Regions from separate parts of the Homo sapiens genome. Here region 2 is linked to region 1. The links are chromatin loops, found by intact Hi-C in ENCODE. Cell type or tissue: body of pancreas. All regions are shown on one strand. Each heading gives the region's core, and the rest is flanking DNA. Links, peaks and the distances in the headings are about the cores only.

Region 1 (2,904 bases), core at 137-2,636:
AATAACATTCATAGTTCACATTTAGTCACTGCCCACCACATTTCTAAGAGCTTTGCGTGGATTAATAATTCACATAACAACTCTGAGGTCAGTGTTATTCTTCCTATTTAACAGAAGAGGAAACTGTTAACCGAGGGGGTGAGGGACTTGCCCAAGATCCTAGGCCAGCAGGGTTTGAACTTGGGCAGTTGGCCTCCAGGGTCTGTGCTCTCCAGCTGATGCTACAGTGCCTCTTTAACTTGTAAGTGATTTTTGTGTGTACAGTTTTCTATTTTCACATTTTTTTTTTTGAGACAGTCTTGCTCTGTCACCCAGGCTGGAGTGCAGTGGCACCATCTCGGCTCACTGCAACCTCCACCTCCCAGGTTCAAGCGATTCTCTTGCCACAGCCTCCTGAGTAGCTAGGATTACAGGCGTGCACCACCACGCCCAGCTAACTTTTGTATTATTAGTAGAGATGGGGTTTTACCATGTTGGCCAGGTTGGTCTCAAACTCCTGACCTCAGGTGATCCACCCACCTTGGCCTCCCAAAGTGCTGGGATTACAGGCGTGAGCCACCATGCCCGGCTATTTTCACATTTTTTAAGTAAAAAAAAAAAAAAGAAAAGAAAAAAAATGGCTGGGTGCAGTGGCTCATGCCTGTAATCCCAGCACTTTGGGAAGCCGAGGTGGGTGGATTGTTTGAGCCCAGGAGTTTGAGACCAGCCCAGGCAACGTGGTAAAACCCCATCTCTACAAAAAATACAAAAATTAGCTGGGCATGGGGGCGCACACCTGTAGTCTCAGCTACTCGGGAGGCTGAGGTAGGAGAACTGCTTGAGCCCAGGAGGTCGAGGCTGCAGTGAACCGTGATCGTGCCACTGCACTCCAGCCTGGGTGACAGAGCAAAGATCCTGTCTAAAAATAAAAAGAAAAAAAAAAAAGAAAAAAGTAGTAAGATATTTTAATTTAAAAGGTGAGAGAGAAAAGCTGTTAGCCAAGCTGTACTCCTTGGCGGGATGGGAAAGGCCATGCATGGATGTGGGTGATCTTGCAGCTGTGGAGGCTTTGAGGTCCCTGGGGTGGCCACCCTGTCAGCCCGTTCCCCTCACCTTGCAGATGCGGGCAATGCGGGACACAATGGTGTTCTCAAAGAACTCAAATTCCTGGCCAGTCTCGCTGAAGAAAAAGTAGATCTTGTCATCATCGCCTTGCAAGCTGCCCAGGCTCTCAGGAATGTAGGCTGAGGCCACAAAAGCTGGGTCTGTAGGGACCAGGTCAGGAGCTCAGAGTCAGCCCAGGAACCCTGGAGACAGGCCAAGCTGGGGGAAAGTGCCCCCTTCTAGGGCTGGGTGAACAGGATCCCTGCCCTCTGGGTGGTGGCAAGAGGACTTCACCTTGCAGCCAGTTGAGGGAGCTCTCGGTCTTGGTGGGGCGAAGGCTTTGGCTCCGCGAGATGGCCGGGTCATTCCCTTGGAAGCTGCTGACTGTTCCAGTGTAGAGCTCGCCATCTGCCAAGAAAACATTCCCATGGGAATGGGCTCCTCAGCACGGCCCCTTCTCCCTGCTCAGGGCCCAGAGTGACCCCAGCACTGCCCGTTTTGCCTGTGGTGGGCAGAGAAGGAAGCTGGAACTTGGAAAAACCAAACCCAAGGCAAGCCCCTGGCCATTCTGTCCCCTTGGAAATAAGCATGGCATGGACTCAGCCTGTCCAAAGCTAGCCCTCTAGCCCTGTGTGCCCCTACATGGAACCTCAATGAAGCCATCCTGCCCTCAACACTCACCAACCACCAGGGCAGTGGACTTGAAATTCGGGTCGAAGGGACAACGGCCCTTGCCATCTTCCAGGAGGACATTCCCCTTCTCGTCCCTTGCCAGGGTGAAGTTCTCCATGTTCTGCAGGAGGGTGGACACATGGGCTCAGGGGCACTCCAGGGAATGAGGAGCAGGCTTGGTGAGAAAGAGAGAGGCGTGCAGGAGAAGGCAACTCTGCAGGCAGGTGAGGTGTGTGGGACAGAAGGGGTCAGGTGTCAGGGACGCCGTCCTCCTCAGCCAGGACACGGTGCCGAAGGGTTTGAACCTGGACAGTCGGCCTCAGGAGAGGCCTCACCCAGACACAGTGCCACACTGCCTCACAGTGACCCGACGCGGGACACATTATCAGACCCACCTGGCGGAGGAGGTGAGGCTTAGAAAATGATGTGAGCCTGGCCGGGCGCGGTGGCTCACACCTGTAATCCCAGCACTCTGGGAGGCCGAGGCGGGTGGATCACGAGGTCAGGAGATCAAGACCATCCTGGCTAACACGGTGAAACCCCCCTCTCTACCGAAAAATAGAAAAAATTAGCCAGGCGTGGTGGCGGGCACCTGTAGTCCCAGCTACTCGGGAGGCTGAGGCAGGAGAATGGCGTGAACCCAGGAGGCAGAGCTTGCAGTGAGCCGAGATCGTGCCACTGCACTCCAGCCTGGGCGACAGAGCGAGACTCCATCTCAAAAAAAAAAAAAAAAAAGAAAAGAAAAAGAAAAAAGAAATAAAATGATGTGAGCCTGGAAGGGGCAGCAATGTGATTCAAACCCAGGTGTGTCTGACCCCAAAGCTGGGCTCCAACCCACAGCATCAAATGCCACCCTCTGCTAGGGGTGTGTGCTGAGGAGGGGGTGTACAAGATAAGACAAGAGAATCAAGCAAAGGAGAGGGAGAGATGCTGGAAGAAGCAGAAGAGGGCAGCAAGGCCTGGGTGGCACAGGATCTTCATGGGTAAGTGACCGCATGTGCCCCCGCCTCCCCGCACAGGGAGACATGGCTGTCAGGGCTGCGCTTTGTGCCAGGGTGTGGGACCTCAGGGCTCTTGGAGGCCAGTGGTACCTAGAAACCTCCCTCTGGGCCCTGCCTTTCCTCAGGGGTCTATGCTACAGAACAGGAT
Region 2 (2,904 bases), core at 311-2,810, 78 kb after region 1:
TTTGAGACTCTTGTTGCCCAGGCTGGAGTGCAATGGCGTGATCTCAGCTCACTGCAACCTCCGCCTCTGGGTTCAAGTGATTCTCCTACCTCAGCCTCCCGAGTAGCTCGGATTACGGGCATGTGCTGCCACACCCAGCTAATTTTGTATTTTTAGTAAGATGGAGTTTCTCGATGTTGGTCATGTTGGTCTTGAACTCCCAACCTCAGGTGATCCGCCCGCCTCAGCCTCCCAAAGTGTTGGGATCACAGGAGTGAGCCACTGCACCCAGCCTCGAAGGACTTTTTTTTTTTCTTTTCTTTTTTTTTTTTTGGTGATGGAGTCTTGCTCTGTGGCCCAGGCTGGAGTACAGTGGTGCGATCTCAGCTCACTACAGCTTCTGCCTCCCAGGTTCAAGCAATTCTCCTGCCTCAGCCTCCTGAGTAGCTGGGACTACGGGCGCATGCCACCACCCCCGGCTAATTCTTTAATTTTTAGTAAAGACGGGGTTTCACCATGTTGGCCAGGCTGGTCTCGAACTCTTGTCCTTGTGATCTGCCTGTCTTGGCCTCCCAAAGTGTTGGGATTACAGGCATGAGCCACCATGCCAGACCTCAAAGGACTTTTAAGAACAGGATCTGTACTATTCTTTTTGAAATGGTTTGTTTTCCTACTAAGTACACCCCAGTACACCCCTCTATTGCCCAAGCCTTCAGTAAAAGCTGTAGCTCATGTGACAAGAAAGCATAGAAAGGCCGGGCACGGTGGCTCACACCTGTAATCCCAGCACTTTCACTTTGGGAGGCTGAGGCGGGTGGGTCACCTGAGGTCAGGAGTTTGAGACCAGCCTGGCCAACATGGTGAAACCGCATCTCCATTAAAAATACGAAAAAGCCGGGCGTTGTGGCTCACGCCTGTAATCCCAGCACTTTGGGAGGCCAAGGTGGGTGGATCACGAGGTCAAAAGTTCAAGACCAGCCTGATCAACATGGTGAAACCCCATCTCTACCAGAAATACAAAAATTAGCCGGGTGTGGTGGCGGGTGTCTGTAGTCCCAGCTACTCGGGAGGCTGAGACAGGAGAATCGCTTGAACCTGGGAGGCAGAGGTTACAGTGAGCTGAGATCACGTCACTGCACTCCAGTCTGGGTGACAGAAAAAGACTGTCTCATTAAAAAAAAAAAAGAAAGAAAGAAAAGAAAGAAAAAAGAAAGCATAGAAAGAGGGCTTTTTTTTTTTTTTTTTCTAGGATGGGCACAGAGCAGAGGGACATCACCGGGAAGTGAGAGGCAGGGACTCAGGAGGTCAACACTGCAGGACTGGGGCCAGGGGCACTGGAAAGCCCTCTAGAATCCTGGAAGCAGTGAGGAGAATGTCCGGGGCCCGACTGCCATGGGCTAGGAGTAGGAGGAGACTCGATTTAGAGCTCGAAGGCTAGGGCCACCCAAGCTGTGCAACTGGGCCCAGCCTGGGCAGCTGTCATGCTCGGGCACTTTGTCCCTATCCAGCCTTACCTCATGGCCAGACCAGCATAAAAAACAGGCCTGCGGGGAGGGCCTGGCGGGACTGAGTCTTGTCAAGGAGTAATCTGGGGCTGCACACAGCTGGCCCTGGCTGTGGTGTGATAAAGGACTCGCCCCAGCCAGGGGCTCAGCCCACTGCCCCTCCCCAGGTAGACACTGCCACCTTCTGGCTGTTCGTCAACTGGCTGCCGGCCCCCGCCTCCTCCACACCTCCTTCAAGACAGGCTTTCTCCTCACCAAGAAACAGAATTGTGGAGGTTTCCTTTACCTGCTTACAATCCTGTCTTCCCGGGCTCCCATAAGGTCACTTGAATTAGAGTCTGGGTGATCCCAACCTTTAAAAACAACTTTACAAAACAATCTTTTGAGAGTACCTCTAAAGTGTTCTCGTTTTTTTTAAAAAAATGGGTAACAACGGTAACTATGGGAGGTGATGAGTGTGTCAATCAGCTTGATTGTCATAATCATCTCACGTGTCCATATACCAAGTCATCACGTTGTATGCTTTTAATATGTATACTTTTATTTGTCAATTGTATTTCAACAAAGCAGAAAAAAACCACTCTAGTCTTTTGGTCTCCTCCCACTGATGGCTTCCCACAACTGTCGCTGCCTCATTTTTCAGTTGATTGGGGGCAGGGCCCCACGGTGTGGTGTCACCGTCACTGGTATAAAGGCATTTGAGGCTACAGACACTGTTCCTGGTCGTTCCTCCTTGGTTTTTGTTGTTTTGTTTGCTGGTTGGTGGGGTGTTTTTCTTTTTGTCTTTTTTTTTTTTTTTGAGACGGAGCCTTGCTCTGTCACCCAGGCTGCAGTGCAATGGTGTGATCTCAGCTCACTGCAACCTCTGCCTCCCTAGTTCAAGAGATTCTCCTGCCTCAGTCTCCCAAGTAGCTGGGATTACAGGCACCCACCACCACACCCGGCTAATTTTTGTATTTTTAGTAGAGACTGAGTTTCACCATGTTGGCCAGACTGGTCTAGAACTCTTGACCTTGTGATCTGCCCACCTCAGCCTCCCAAAGTGCCGGGATTACAGGTGTGAGCCGCGGCGCCCAGCCGGTGGGGTGTTTTTTGCTGGGATTCCCCGGGCCTCTCCACTACTGTGCTCTGCGCCGGCGGGTTTGCCGGGATCCCCGTAACCAGCTTCTTGAGTTTATCAAGGTGTTTGTCTCCCTCCACAGCAACAGTTTGTTAATTTTCTCTCTCTCCTTACCTGAATATGGGGAAATGCTTTCCTGCCTTTCCTCCTGAGAATCACTCTATCCTGGCCAAAAACCCTTTGTTTTGGTCTCTCCAAGTCAGTGCTGAAACCCAAGCTTTCTCCACCAAAGGGAGTCCCAGCTCTTCACCTCCCAAATCTTCCCGTTCCCAAGTCCCAAACAGGGAAGAGAGCTCGGGC

The links. Peaks named below come from ENCODE experiments on the same cell type or tissue, not always from the same donor. Only the 100,000 strongest peaks of a DNase experiment are listed, where the experiment ranks them.
Region 2: a loop joins it to region 1, with 3 times the contacts of the local background. A loop is called at or near these places in 101 of 110 quality-filtered maps.

The regions. Positions count from the first base shown.
Region 1 is chr15:90,219,954-90,222,857 of GRCh38, reverse strand. SEMA4B (semaphorin 4B) reads right to left here. Exons shown (of 14, transcript NM_198925.4): 5 at 1,765-1,876; 6 at 1,378-1,491; 7 at 1,093-1,244. Among named protein-coding and RNA genes, the nearest start is that of CIB1, 13 kb to the left of the region's middle. RefSeq lists an enhancer at 657-1,495. In body of pancreas, for the core only: a CTCF peak has its summit at 1,384 (motif pointing right); a DNase peak (open chromatin) is centred at 1,417; H3K27ac peaks cover 987 bases.
Region 2 is chr15:90,142,087-90,144,990 of GRCh38, reverse strand. No RefSeq gene overlaps it. Among named protein-coding and RNA genes, the nearest start is that of IDH2, 41 kb to the right of the region's middle. RefSeq lists an enhancer at 916-1,450. In body of pancreas, for the core only: a CTCF peak has its summit at 1,663 (motif pointing left); a DNase peak (open chromatin) is centred at 1,590; H3K27ac peaks cover 1,636 bases.